3 separate regions of the Homo sapiens genome follow, and regions 1 and 3 are each linked to region 2. A link is a loop called in an ENCODE intact Hi-C map of the cell type or tissue named here. Cell type or tissue: Calu3. All regions are shown on one strand. Region 1 overlaps LOC105369844 (a long non-coding RNA gene). Region 2 has its middle 52 kb from the start of PHLDA1-AS1. Region 3 overlaps LOC105369844 (a long non-coding RNA gene).

What was found. Hi-C counts contacts between places; a loop is a spot of excess contacts. Peaks named below come from ENCODE experiments on the same cell type or tissue, not always from the same donor. Only the 100,000 strongest peaks of a DNase experiment are listed, where the experiment ranks them.
Region 1: it touches region 2 in a loop (5-fold over the local background); 12 of 110 quality-filtered maps call a loop at or near these places.
Region 3: it touches region 2 in a loop (5-fold over the local background); 2 of 110 quality-filtered maps call a loop at or near these places.

The regions. Positions count from the first base shown.
Region 1 is chr12:75,823,401-75,828,400 of GRCh38, reverse strand. All of the region lies in intron 1 of LOC105369844 (a long non-coding RNA gene), which reads left to right. Among named protein-coding and RNA genes, the nearest start is that of PHLDA1-AS1, 200 kb to the left of the region's middle. In Calu3, no CTCF peak of the experiment used is centred here; a DNase peak (open chromatin) is centred at 2,460.
Region 2 is chr12:75,975,710-75,980,709 of GRCh38, reverse strand. No RefSeq gene overlaps it. Among named protein-coding and RNA genes, the nearest start is that of PHLDA1-AS1, 52 kb to the left of the region's middle. RefSeq lists enhancers at 2,459-2,508, 2,518-2,662, 2,539-2,708, 2,037-3,236 and a cis regulatory region at 2,584-2,597. In Calu3, no CTCF peak of the experiment used is centred here; a DNase peak (open chromatin) is centred at 2,599.
Region 3 is chr12:75,764,700-75,769,699 of GRCh38, reverse strand. All of the region lies in intron 1 of LOC105369844 (a long non-coding RNA gene), which reads left to right. Among named protein-coding and RNA genes, the nearest start is that of KRR1, 260 kb to the right of the region's middle. In Calu3, no CTCF peak of the experiment used is centred here; DNase peaks (open chromatin) are centred at 2,699 and 4,389.

The sequences.
Region 1 (5,000 bases), 150 kb after region 2:
AAAAAAAAAACTACGATGCTTAACAGACAGCTTAATAATAATAAGCATGCAATGAATGATAGTTCTTATTGATATTATTTTGGATGGGAGGTTTAAGTGTGCCAAGTGTGCTAAGATCTTGTTGATATTATTTTGGGTGAGGGGATTTAAGTGTACCATGAAACAAAATCTCATTAATTAATTCAAAGATTACTAAATGTTCTAAAGAAAGATAATATGTTTTAATAATATGTGCTCTACTTACAATGTCTGTGGAATTCTGTAAAGCCAAAAATATAATCATAAGCATCTATGAAGGTTCTAATATCCAGCATCTATAGGGAAATTAATAAATTTACAAGAAAAAAAAGACCCCATTAAAAAGTCCATGTTTGTCATGTTATAATATGGGAAAAGCTGTCAGACTTTTTGTACTTTTATTTGTGAGAACAACTAAAATTAAGTGGTGAGGATTTAGAAAAGCCAACTCTATTTCTATGCTTTTTTTCTCCTTTAAGGTGGTGTTTAGTGCTTAAAGAAAATCATCCAGAGCCAGGATCAGTTGGGTAATTGCAAAACTATCACAACCACAGAAATCATGATATATCAAATTGTGTGTGTTTACAGAAAATGTGTGGTATCAGTCTAGCTGGCATAAAGGAGTAAAAATGACAGTAGCAGTAAACAAAGCATATGGTAACTTAAAAAATGGGCTTTAAAAGTGTGAATATTTATATACAAAGCAACTCTCCATTCTGCAGCTTTTATAATTATCTATATTTATCATCACTCTGCATCCTTCCACATCCTTAGTGTTTTTTGAGAAAAGGAGCCCCAAGTAACTGAAGCTGCTGAAAGTGACTCTGTCTTAGGCCCATGTGCACCAAAGAAAACAAACCTAAATATCCTGGTCCTGATTGTGGGTCAGTGAAGGACATCTGATCTAAAGTCTTTATGATTTGACATGGGGAAGGCCAACTGCAGCAGTAGTGGCTTAGAGTCACCTGCCAATGGGACTGATTCAAACTCGATGAGCACACACCCCATTCAGATAGTGGGATGGATAAATGAAAGGGGCACCAGAAATAGTGAGTTCCTAGTGTTTATGTAATGTCCAAAGTGGCCCTTTGCAATTATGTCTCTCTCTATGAGACCAACTATACATTCCAATCTCAGAAGCACTTGGAAATGGGTAATTTGACCGTAAGATGTCACATCTGTGATCACATCCTGGATCACGGGTCATGATATGTTTTGGCTGTGTCCCCAGACAAATCTCAACTTGAATTGTAGCTCCCATAATTCCCATGAGTTGTGGGAGGGACCCAGTGGGAGATAATTGAATCATGGGGGTGGTTTCCCCCATACTGTTCTCATGGTAGTGAATAAATCTCTCGAGATCTGATGGCTTTATACGGGGTTTCCCCTTTCTCTTAGTTCTCATTCTCTCTTGCCTGCTGCCATGTAAGACATGCCTTTCACCTTCCACCATGATTGTGAGGCCTCCCCAGCCACGTGGAATGGTGAGATCATTATACCTCTTTTTCTTTATAAATTACCCAGTCTTGGGTATGTCTTTATCAGCAATGAGAGAACAGACTAATACAGGTCACATCCTGATGTTGGAACAGCAAACACTCTGGGAACCAAACATTATTCTGTGAACTCTTCTGATCAATAACCAAAGGTATTTCTGCATTTCTTTATACCCGAGTGTGAGTTCTCTTGAAATTTTGGTGCTGCTGAAATGTGCTCATAAGAATGTGCCAAACCTTAAAGCCAGAGTACCCACATCCCATTCCCAGCTGCTCCATCAACAACCCAGGTGGCCAGTAGTAGAAAAGGGGCAAAGGGATTAGGGCTGGAGTATTGGTTTTAGATAAGAGAAAGGATGCTGTCTCTGGGATGGGTAGGAAGGAGGTAAGAAAAGATGCTGATGAAGACACGGTTGTATGAGTAGAGGGAGGAGAGGGATGGGAAGTTAAGGGAATTTTTACCTGATTGCTCTGTTTTCTTGGTGAAGACTGAGGTAAGGATATCTATTGTGAATAAGGGGATGGGTAACTCGAATATAGTAAAGATTTGAAGCAACCTTCGTAGGAAATGATGGTGTTAAGGAACAATTGATATATAGGAAAATCATTGTGGTAATATCTAGGGATACAGATCATGGATTTGTAGAAGCATGTTGTACAATTCTCTCCCTGCATTGCCTGAGTGTAGAATCGGGGGAAAGACCGATGTGGGAATGATAAAAATTCAGGATTGTAGTGGACTCATTTGGAGGAAGCAAAAGGGAGCAAGAAAATTCAAATCATTCATAAGTGAATGATTAAAGAGATGGTTTAAGCCGTGATGGGAAGGAAAGTGAAGACAGGAAGGCACATACTGGGGAAAATGGGAGCACGGGGCAGTGAGTCAGAGCATTTTTTTTTAATGAAGTTGAAAAACAAGTTTAAAGGAATTAACAGAGAATAGGAAATTTAAGTAGGTTGTGTGGTCAGGCTGTGGTTTATTAGAGATTAAATTTTCGTTAGTAAAGCAATTCTGTGGGATGACAAGCTTCAGGGTGTGGTTATGCATGTGGGTAATAAAATTTGAGTAGAATTGAAGGTTATTGGAATGAGGAGGCCCAGGAACTGTGGGGCAAGGCATTTTATGGGGTATGTGCACGGACTCAGAATTCACCCAGGATGATGGTAAGACTAGGGGTGGAAAGGACAGTGTGACTCAGGGGCTTCTTAATATTTGGGGATGAATGTGAGAGAGTTGGTTGATGGTAGTGAGAGAAAGGCATTTAGGATTGTGTACTAGAAGGCATAAGCTTGCAGAGTGCAGGGGTTGTTCATTAAGGGAAGAAGAATTTGAGAGTGCACAGAGAACTATGAGAATACTGTTTCACTTCCAAGCCCCATGTCAAATGAGGCTTGAGAGACCCAAAGCTGCACCTAGACAGGGCTGTAGAAGAGAAGATCACCCAGAGGGAGGTCCAGGTTTGGGTTCAGCAAAGAAGTGGTGGAAGATTTCTTTCTGGAAGTTGAAAATGCACTAAACTTTGATAATCAGGAAATGGAGTTCTAGAGGAGACAGCAGAAAGATTGAGGAGTGAATAAGGGATGTGGGCATTTGCTTCTCCCTGATCCAAATATTAGTTTAGTGTTAGTGGTTAAGGACAGAATAGATGACTGCAGGGGCTTATCTTTAGGACAGTGACTGAAGGTGACATGAATATGAGGCATAGTGGAGTTCATTGACCTCAAGTTTTCAAAAGAAATTTTTATGTGAGATTGTTTTAGTGTTGAATCTAATGTTCTGAAAGCTGTGGAAAGCCTGATAACTCTAGAAACCTGTGAACTTGCCTACTTGAGATCGCTTTCAGCTCATGAAAGCACTATGGCTATTTCAAATATCAATGAGTAAAGTATTTTTCCTTCCTGATCACCAAGTTGTCTTCAAAGATTGTCTCATGAGGAACTACATGTCTCTTAGGAACTACAGTTCCTAAGCTTCCCATAAAAGCAAAGGCAGTCCACCTGCCCCATGATTGGGCCAGTGCAGAAGCATGGATCCAGGCAAATGTGGGTAACCACAGGGTACCAGCCGAATGCCCATGGCAACAGTCCATGGTTGAGCCTCTTTTTATCCCTTTAACTGTCTCCCTGTCAAACTATCTGCCAAAGTACCACTTAGCTGGAAGTGTATGAAGTGGAGTTTTCCTTCTTCCTTCCCTGAAGTATATATCATTACAAAAATTTTATTTCTTCATTGGTGAGAACTTTTTCTCTGAATTGGGTTCATTATTTTTTCAGAAGAGTGAAGATTTCAAAGCACACATTTCTGATTCACATCTATGCTGATGCCTGTAAAAATAACAAGATGCAGTAGCCATCCCAAGGTTGTTTGCCTGGCAGGGGGACTTTGGACCAGTTGCTTTGCTTCTTTGTACCTCAATCTCCTCTTCTCAGAGACAGTTAATAACACAGGGTTCTCCTTGCAGGGTTGTTTAGATGTGACCTCTGAAGTTAATGTATGTGAAGTTCTTAGCCCAGAGCCTGGCATATATTGGGTATCTAATATAGGGTGGCTGTTACTTTTACAAGGAAGATTATACCAGAATCATGCTAAGATTTAACACAAGTAAACTAATTGCATTTTCACAACAATTTGGTGAAATGGCTATTAATGATGACACTTATCATATGAATAATTTGAGGTTTGGTGTGATTCCATAGATCATTCAGGGTCAGGGTCAAATATTAGTAAATTGCAGAGCTGAGATTTGCCCTCAGGTCTATTTGATTCTAAACTCAGTGCTCTTTTCAATATAGTTAGATCATCCTGGGCGAATTATTTAGAATTTAGAGAAGAAAATTTCAAAATATTTCATTGTTGCCATGGCTTATTGTAAGCCCTACAATCAGTTGATTTTCTTGGCTCAATCTCAAGCCCTTTATGCAGAATTGCATGCCCTTTTTATCCTTTTCGGTTTTCAGGGACACAAGGAGAGATATGCATATGAAGGGTTATTTTCTAGGTAAGGAAAATCATATTCAGAGCAGTTGGTTGGTTATTCATAAAGAGCTCACCAAGTAGGCTCAAATTGGATAATCAAAGCTAAGCTGAGGGAAGCCACAGTTGATTTGAAATATCAAGAGGGAAGAGTAGGGACACTAAAAATCAGAAATGTGGTGAAACCACACATTTCCTGATCCAAGCACATCAGAATTCATTTGGTTAATAGTGAACAGAGGCACCCCACTGAGTTCCTTAATTATAACACCAGGACACTTTAAAGAAATATGAGAGGAATGCCTTTTCTGGCAATTTATAAATCATGTGATTTTCCTTTCTCCCTTGGGTGGACATTTTATTGCAGAGCAGGGTAGGGTTTTTGCTGGACATGCAAACTTCATTCACTTAATCGTTGAACATGAGGAACTCCATATTGCTTGTGGATGATTTTTAATTATCCACGGTTCTTTAGTAGTTAATGTTCCTTCCCATCCCAAGCCTGAGGTGTC
Region 2 (5,000 bases):
TTCCTAAAGATTTTAGTTTTCCTAGAAAATTTCTAACAACCGTGACATTCATTTGAAATCTAAAAGTTGGGTTGTCTTTTTCTATTCCCAGAGTCAGAACTTTGATTAACGTAAAGAAATCTCGAATCTCTAAGCTGCTGATTTAAAAAATAAATATGTATATATGTGTATGTATTGTCTTGAACATAATGAGGTCCTGAACCAGAAACCAATTGTACTGTACATCTGCAATAAACTAGCTACTAAATGCCAAGCTATGGGGAACATGCACTAATTAAAGACAGACTGTCTAATTTTTCTGTGATTGCTACAAAGTAATCGTGATAGTCTCAATGCACATGACAGATGCTCACTAAATTGTTGATAGGTTAGTTCCGGTTCAAAATGGTGGGAGAAGATGAGAGTGTGATTTATCTTATCGTAAATGTTGTTCCCAACAGAAGGTCAGACGATGAATTCCCAATGAGAAGTTGAACCCAATTGGCCCCTTTCTATGTGTGCTTGATGAGGTGTTTCTGATGGGGCTTTTATTGGTCAAGCTTGAAAGACCATCTTTTCAGAAAGGTCAAATTCCCCATTATCCAGGAATAGGGAAATAAGGCTACAAACTTCTAGGGCTTCTGCTGCTGTCTTTCTTCCTTTCTCATTTCTTATACATAAGAAAGAAATATCGAAAATTCATAGATGACAGCTGAGATGTCCTCTTGGAAATAAGACTTCATTATGTTTCCCGTCTACTGCCTGCTATGATTACATAAAGAAAAGGTGACCAGAATCACTGTAGCAACAAATAGAATTCAGTTGCTTCTTTTCCTGCCCTCAGCCTCCTAGGGCCTATAGTGTGGTGGCTGAGAGCTCAGATTCTGGAGGTGAACAGCTCTGGGCTTAAATCCTGGCTCCTTTACCTTTTGGCTTGATTTTGGGCAAGTTACACAATCCCCTAAACTCATCATTTCCCATCTGAAGTGGGGATGAAAATAGCACCAATCTAATATGGTTACTATGAAGATTAAAAGGATTAATGTTTGTAAAAAAAAATTAGCAGTGTACCTGGCATATGGTAAATATCAAATTTATGATAGCTGTTTTAAAAATTATTATTATTGCAGAAATATACTAGTTCATTAGTTGCATATACTGATAGAAGTGGGGATGGAACTTCATAAGGGAGTGGAAAGAGAATACTAGCACTCCCTGGTACCACTTGTATGTAAATCACTTAACGGTGTGCAAAGGATCACACTATAGTTCTGTGATGTGAGAGAAGACTGAATCACTTCCATTTCCGTTGGTAAATGCTAAGGGCAACTACAGGGTGCAGGGCAATAAATGCTGCCTCTCTACTTGGAAATGACTAATCTCCTTTCTCTAAAGTAAAGTGATGTTGAAGTGGGTAAGAAGAGAGAAGATGAAGGTAGCCAGAGTGAGAAGTGGGATGGAAGGGACAGGGAAGTTTCTAAGATCAGCCCCAAATCTTCCTTCTTGAGCTGTGACCAGAACACCATCCAATATCCAATGTCTTCTATCAGCCTGAGTTATCAAGCACAGGAGAGAGCTCCGTATTAAACTGTGTGGCATACGAGTGCCTAATTCCCAGTCTTCTAACTAGTAAGGACAAGGTTTCCTTGCCAAGTTTATCCTGAGGGCAAAGGCCTGGGTGATGTTTTTTGAGGGATGGTATATTCTTTTTAAAAAAGGTATTTAGGAAGCTGTACTTTGTAGACCCATGTGAGAAGGGAAATTGCATTTAAAACTCACCTTGGGGTGAAGGGAAATGCCTTTGAACTCTGCAACTCAGTAGGTAGTCACTTATCCCCCTCATCATTGATGGGTGAGCAGACAAGCTGAGAGCAATCGCATCTCAGCGTACAGTCCTGATGCACTTGTATTCAGTAATGTAGGCAGTTTGAGGTTTGCCCTTCTGTCCTCGCTAGGTGTTTGCTTTCTACTCTGTACATGTTTTAGGATGAACTATAGTTATCTTCCAAATTAGCATTTTAAAGGCATTCTGATTTTGTTTAAAACAAATCACAACGTGAAGTATTGGACTATGGCTGTAGATAATTCTTCAGATTGTGTTAGTACTCCTGGACCAGTTATTGTGAACTCATGGCCTTTTCAAAATGCAGTCGTTGGCTTTCATCTTCTTAAATGTGACTCTATCAAATCCATTCCAACTCTCATACTGGCATTAGTTTGGCCTACTTCCTCTAACGCAAGCCAAGCAAATTCTCCAAATACCAAATATAAGATGGAGATTCAAAGGTCATTGTTTTCTTCCATGCCATTCCACTCCACTCCCACCCCCAGCCAGCAGGGTAAGGGTTCAGATTCCTGCTTAAAACAACAGGTCAGTGGGCACTGCCAAATCATCCTCAATGCCGTTTCAACTGCTAAGTTTTCTGTATCACAAAACCAATGTTTATCCTGTATTTGCAACCCCTGAGCTGCGTTCTCTTGCCCTGATTCTCTTGCTCTTCCCTGCCAGTGAATTTGCATCATTTCTGTGTGTGCTTTGTTTGACTGCCCTGACTCCAGTTCTGCTGAGACTGTCTGTGGGTGGTTTCCCTGTGCAGAGATGACAAGTGCAAAGGTCAGAAGCTTCCATGATTCATTTCCTCTTTGCTGCACGCAGTGGATGGTTTTCTGGGTGAGTCACTCAGATGCCAAACACAGGAGGGATTTTCTTCACATAGAGGCCCTGAGGCTCTGCTATGCCCTGAATTGGAGGAGGAACTGAGTTCTTAATATTTCCTGAAAAATTGTGTATTTTTTCCAATGATTTCATAAGCCCATTTGTATTCCCTTTCTTTGCATCTGATGACTCTGATTTGCGAATGCTGCGTACCCCTTGGAGAACATTTTGGTATCTTGTAGAGCTTCACTGAGTTCTGACTCAAGAGTAATTGGACTCTTTGAAATATACCCCAAAAGCCTGGATGCAGTAGCTCACACCTATAATCCCAGCGTTTTGGGAGGCCAGGCGGGAGGATTGCTTGAGGCCAGGAGTTTGAGACCAGCCTGGGCAACATAGTAAGACCCTGTCTCTCTCTAAAAAAAAAAAAAAAAAAATTACGTGTGTGTGTGTGTGTGTGTATTATGTTTGTGTGTATATATCTCAAGCATATTCCTGTATTAAAACATTCCCTGGTATGTTATCTATACAGGAGTATTAACAGCAGTCTACCTGTGGCTCTTCAAAAATCCACCCTCCTAGCCAGGCACAGCGGCTCATGCCTGTAATCCCAGCACTTTGTGAAGCCGAGGTGGGCAGATCACTTGAGGTTAGGAGTTCAAGACTAGCGTGGCCAGAGTGGTGAAACCCCATCTCTACTAGAAATACAAAAATTAGCCAGGCGTGGTGGCGGGCACTTGTAATCCCAGCTATTCGGGAGGCTGAGGCAGAGAATCTCTTGAATCCAGGAGGCAGAGATTGCAGTGAGTCGACATCGTGCCACTGGCCTCCAGCCTTGGGTGACAGAGTGAGACTCTGTCTTAAAAAAAAAAAAAAAAATACTACCCTCCTCTTCTTCTTCCAGAATAAAAATCTATGGGAGGAACAAGAACATCAACTGAGGATGATGGTAATGTTGCAATACCTAGGGCTGAAACCTACAGCAAAGTATTATTTTCTCAATGAAGAGAGGTTATTATTTTCTTTTTTTTAAACCTTTAAAAATTATGAAATAGAATATGCAAACAGAAGGCATAAGTGTATAGTACAATGAATAATTACAAAGTGAATACCCTCCATCAAGAAATGGAACATGGCCAGCCCAGACGTCCCTCCTTTGTTTACCTTCTAGACGTACCTCCCTTCTCCTGTCTTGAGGTATCCACTACCCTGATTTTTGTGGTAGTCATTTCCTTGCTTTTCTTACCACCTATGTATGCAAGGTTGTTATTTTGTAAAGCAGTATCAATTCCATCTTCTGCCGGTGGCACTATGTAATTCACTTGTATTAAGTAGCGACCACAGGATGACTTTGGGCTAGAGTGGTATATATCTATTCTCTCCCCACCCTAAAATTCCATAAAAATGCTTATCCATGTCTACTGTGTCATGAACTAATAATACTCCTGCTAAGACACATGTTTAAAGTAATGACAGTGAAGAGGTAAAATAAGCACGAAATTTTCAGTGGTCTGTCTCCTGTGCTCTGGGGTTCCTGAGCTGCAAATAGAGTTAAATGATCTGTGATGGGAATATAGAAATCCTCCCCGCCAACCCCCTGCCACCTCTTACTATCCCCTCTCTCTGATTTCCCTGGGAAATATCCCAGCAAGTTGTAAAATCTGCAGAACTTGGGCATGAAAAGGATCTATTTACAGGTCCTGAACTTTCCCCTTTTGGTTTCTTACTTTGAGAACATACAGGCTGTTTCAGCATATTTCTTTATCAGGGCAACTCACCCCAAAGATTATTTGATCTTCTTTAGTCTGACATGTTCTCTGCTGAGCTAGGAAAAGCAGCTGAGTGGAAATGGGACTTAAAATGTAATTCTTAACCATTTTTACTTCCTCGCCTTCCTTCTCTTCCTTGATTGGCTCAGGCAGGTTTGTAGAGGCAGAAAAGGAAATTAACGTTTATTACACCCCTATTTTGTGCCAGGCACTTTTGAGTCCATTATCTTATTAAATACAACACCAGGAGATACTTATTTTTTTTTGTTGGCTCCATTTTGTAATGGAGGCCACTGCATTTCAGAGCACTTAAGTAACTAAACATCATTATGTAGTTAGAAATGGCCATAATGAGGAACTAAACGGTCTAACTCCAAAGCCAAGTTCTCTTTCTTCTCTATCAAGCTGTCTCTTATTTCACTTGCCTGATGACCTTGGAGTGCCCTTGGCAACCACTTTTTAAAGGAGGGTCTATTTTTGTTAGGCAGAATGAAAAGTTATTGGGTTTATTAGCAGTAATGGGTTCAAGGTCTCAGAGTTTTCTTTTTTTTTTTTTGAGACAGGGTCTTGTTGTGTCACCCAGGTTGGAGTGCAGT
Region 3 (5,000 bases), 210 kb after region 2:
AGTCTCTTTTGAGCTATAAATGTACATGGTTGTGTGTGTAATTTAGGCTAAAATCTAGGGGTAGTCAGTAGCCCTGATCAGAAATTCACATTCCCATGGTTGTCAACTCACATTTGCTCAGAAAGTTTGCATTCCACAGGAGGCTTCTGCAAGGCTTTAGCTATCTTTACGTTCGATCAACACTACGCATTTGTCTAATTAGCATAATGAATAATAGAAGTATTTTCAAGTATTATGTTAGCATAATAGATCATAGAAGTATGCTCTCATGCATGGAATTAGTGCTATTAAAGAGATATGATTTGGCTAAAACATTTGAGACAATCTCCACCTTCAGTAAAGAGCACACAATTCATGCTAGCTTTTTACTCTTATCTCTAAACGTAATCGGTGCGTATGGCAGAATTTGGTTTGAGTTTTCATATTAACACAGCGGTGAGGTGTAGGTGAGCAGCTGACTGCTATTGTTATCTACCAAAAAAGAACCTAATGGTTGTTTTTAAGCAATTTGGCTCAAGCCAATTGGAAATGCCTTTCCATGTAATTTTGCTATTAACTTAAGGTTGCATAATCAGAAGAATTCTTTTGGGCAACCTTGATAGAACCCTGTTATAATTGTTATGCCAATGAATTCATAACTGCAGGGGAGGTGGTGGTTTCATAGTCAAGATCTTTGATTTTCTACTCAGGGGAATCTACAATCCTTACATTGTTTGATTAGTTTTGTACTTCCTTGGCTCTAAACATATCTCTTCCATTGATTTTTAAAGACTGTTGAACTTGATGAAATCCTGTGTTTTATATTATCTTTATATTCTTAGAATCATATGACTCTATGGTTATTAAAATGATATTAGATTACATTTTAGTGTTCTCTCTTTCTCTCTGGTAACTGTTTAAGTCAGAACTCCTGAAAGTGATTTTTACTGATAATTGACATTAGGAGAAAACACCCATGAACCATGCAGCAAATCCTTAACAAAGCTGGCTCTGGAAATACCTGTTATATCAAGTAGTGGTAGGTTACTGGTGTTTTATTTCCCAGAGAAGTATTTCAGAAATGTAGGCTCCCTCACAGGGCACCAGACCCAATGCCAACTGGAATAGTGGAATAGCCATCCCATTTGAAAAAAGGGGGACATGTGGAGAGGAGGGATAAGGGAAGGAATGTTGAGAGAGGAACGGGGGGAAAATTGTTTTCATGTGTATTTTTCTACTCTGAAGATTCTAGACAAAATGTATTCAGCAGAGAAGGGAGGAGGAGAACAGTCAAAGGTAAGTCATTTTAAATTTTCACTATCAAGAATTCCTTTAAAAGTTTCTCCGTTGACCCATGTTTTGATAGCTTTTACTCTACTAAGTAGATGGTATTTATCACTCAATAACTTATTTCTCCACTTTTATTAATCGAAGACCTATATGGGATTGTTAGGAATACTGATTAGCATGAGCTAAGTGTAGGGGAGGTAGGGATACCCTTCACTGCACCTTTACTCTTCTATGGGCTCTTTGGCTGGGTCTGGGAGCCAAACTGACACGAGGCAAATTAGCAAGAGAAAAGCATGCATGTTTTACCTGAGTGTGGGGGCATCTCCACCAGAGTGTGAAGTCCCAAGAAATGGCCAAAGCTTTTATAATTTTTAGACAAAAATAAATTTGTGAAGAAATGACAGGACAAAGAAATCTGCCTGGGGTAGTAAATTCTAGAGGAGTCACTAGGAGGTATATACATGGAGTGTAAAGCTAGTGGCAGAGTTAATTAATTCAGTCCTGTTGCAGTGCCAAGTCTGGCTCCAATGTTAAGAACTATTCTTTTGTCCTGGTAGTGGGAAGGCACCTGTCTCAAAGAAATCTTTATGGCTTGCACCTGACAGGAAAAGACAGGTCAGCCTTTTCTTGAAACTACAATTTTCCAGTGTTTTCAGCTTGAAATAATCAATATGGCATATTTGGGTATAGTATGTCTTTTACTCCTTCATAGGAAAGAATCTCCATAATGATTTGGTAGTTTCAGCCAAAGAAGAGGAAATTGGGGTGCTAGTTAGATATATTTTTCTTAGCCTTATCACAAACTAGTTCTTTCATAATCTTCTAGTGTTTAAAAAGAAATACAGATCTGGGCCAGGCACGGTGGCTCACACCTGTAATCTCAGCACTTTGGGAGGCTAAGGCGGGCAGATCACTTGAGATCAGGAGTTCGAGACCAGCCTGGCCAACATGGCAAAATCCCGTCTCTACTAAAAATACAAAAATTAGCCAGGCGTGGTGGTGCATCCCAGCTACTCAGGAGGCTGAGGTAGGGGAATCACTTGAACCTGGGAGATGGAGGTTGCAGTGAGCCGAGATGGTACCACTGTACTCCAACCTGGGTGACAGAGTGAGAGTCTGTCTCAAAAAATAAATAAATAAATAAATAAATAATTTTAAAAAATAAAGAAATACAGATATCCAGTTTCCACACCCAATAATCTAAAATATGATCTGTTGGGGTGGGAATCTTCATTTTTTAACAAGTGTTGTCCTTATCATTCAGGTGGTTTAGACCTCACTGTTCCTTGAACAACACTTTGAGAAGCAATCCAGTAGAAATTTTGAAATATTGAAAATAGTTTCCTGACCTCCCTCTGACTTGGCTTCACAGGTCTGGTGACTTCAGGTTGGGAACCTCTGGAAGGGTGAATAATTGCCAACTCAATTCAGCTGTTCAGCCTTGGGCACTGCTTCAGTTGAAGCTCAAGAAGCTATGACTAAGTTGACCTTTTGTCATATCTCTTTTCCTCCCTGTTTATTTAAGTTACCATCTTAACTGGCTGCTGAAGTCAAAAGTGCTTTTGTTCTCTGCATGAATGGTTTGATTCACATCACACCAATATAGCTTCAAAGGGAGAAAAGTCTTTTACCTTTGGATAATCTTTCCCTCCCCCTACAAATGCCACAACTTGGCCAAAGGATTTTAAAGATTTTATGTTTTAACTATTTCAGACTCTTCAGGTTGCTTCTCTCTCCTTTTTCTTCTTGGAAGAAATAGGCCAAAAGAAATAACAACCACTTACAGGATTTTTAACAAAGGCGAATTCCTGCACTTAAGACAGCGATTCGCAAATTAGGAATTTAAAAAGAACAGATTACAGGAGCCACCTCCAGAGAGCCTGATTTGGGAGGTGTGGGATGGGGCTTGGGAAACTGTATTTTGATTCAGTGATTAGCTAGGTCTGTGAATCAACATTTTAGTGAATGAGTACCAGCAGATCACTTTCCCAAGTCTGGATGACCAAGAAGTGACAAATTCTAACTGAGAGTACTCCATTCTCTCCACTATCTCATGCTATGGTGATGATGGAAAGAAAAGGAAAGGAAGAAATCAAAGGCAGTCCAAGCTATCTGCTGTTTGTAGAACCTCATGTTCTGTCATTCACTTTTCCCCTTACCTCCTTGCTCATTTCATGTTTCAGCTGCCCTGGATTTCTTACACTACATGCATGATCACACATGATTGTCTTTTGTCTTCCTGCTTTTATACAAGCTGTTCTTTCAGCCTGGGATTCCTTTATGCCCAACTCCCTTTTCTCCCTGGTAAACTTCAAGACTCCATTCAAATATAACCTACTTTGTGAAGCTTCCCTAACACCCCAGGCTGAGTATATCCTTCCCTTCTCTGTACTCAATTAGATTTTTGTGCATGTAAGTATTGTGGTGCTGAGAAACTCATGTTCTACCGCCTGTAATTTATTTGAAATACTTCTTCATAGATGATATGATATGTATGTGTGTCAGTTAGTGACAAACTCTACATCCTACTGGCAGGTTGATAAAGTATCCTAAATAGGTACAATCTCAAAAAGTGATGAAGTGGCATTTCCAAGCTCCTATAGTCTACATTCTAGGAGAGTTATTATAACCTAATCACTTGGAAATACTATCTAAATTGAGATCAAGGGATAATAGAAGTATTTTTTCATAGGTGAAATGGATGGCATTCAGGATAATTATACTGCCCGGAAAGATAGTACAAACACCTCTGTCTTCTATGAATGGGTTATGAGAACCTGGCAAACCCAGCAATCTTGTGTTCACCCCACTTAACAGGAGCAATCTAGATTAGATGGTTAGCTGAAACCTGCTGCTGGAACATAGGCCCCTCTGCCACCAGAACACCCTTCATGCAAGGTGCTGTCCTGAGTGACTAAAAACAGAAGCTAGGACTTCACTGAGCCTGCAGGGACAGATTGTATGACAGTGCATGTATTTGATTGTTTCACATCCATGCTAATAAATGCATGCTTGGCAGAATTTGGTCTGAGACTTGCTTTTATTGTAATATACAAACAGTAGTGAGGTTGTGTGAGAGGGCACCAATAGCTCTCCTTTACCTCTGGGTTAAAGGTTTAGTAGAGGCTGCCAAGAGAACCCGACACCTATGAATGGCCAAATTGTCTTGGGACAGCAATCTTATTTATCTTTGTATACCTGGTGATGACAGTGCCTGATATAGTAAGTATTCAATAGATGCATTTTTTTGTCCTTAATTCATATAAATATAAAACAAAAAAGAAATTGGACCAATTTAATGATCTTCAACTGTTTTATAGAATTACATAATCTGTGTGAAGGTTTTGATTTAAGCTGTGAAGGTTTTTATTTAAGCAGAGTGGCAACGATCAGGTTGTGAATAACAGACAATTTCATTTATAGACTCTGCTTATTTGGGGAAGCTTTGAATAAAAATTACTAATACCAGCTTTCGATGAAGCCACTGCTTCAGGTGAAGTGCCTTTTGAATAGAAATAAAAATATATTAAAACAACAGTGATACATATGTTTTATGAAGTTTTTATGCTCCTCACCTCCCTCCCCAAAACACCACTATGCAATTGCCCCAAAAAAGGGCAGCTTTAAGAATAGCTGGTGGGAATGTATGACATACTCATTTGCAAACAGTGGTATTCATTGTTCAACACTGTCAAGAAAATTCATCTAAAGAAATTATAAGCCTAAAGAGT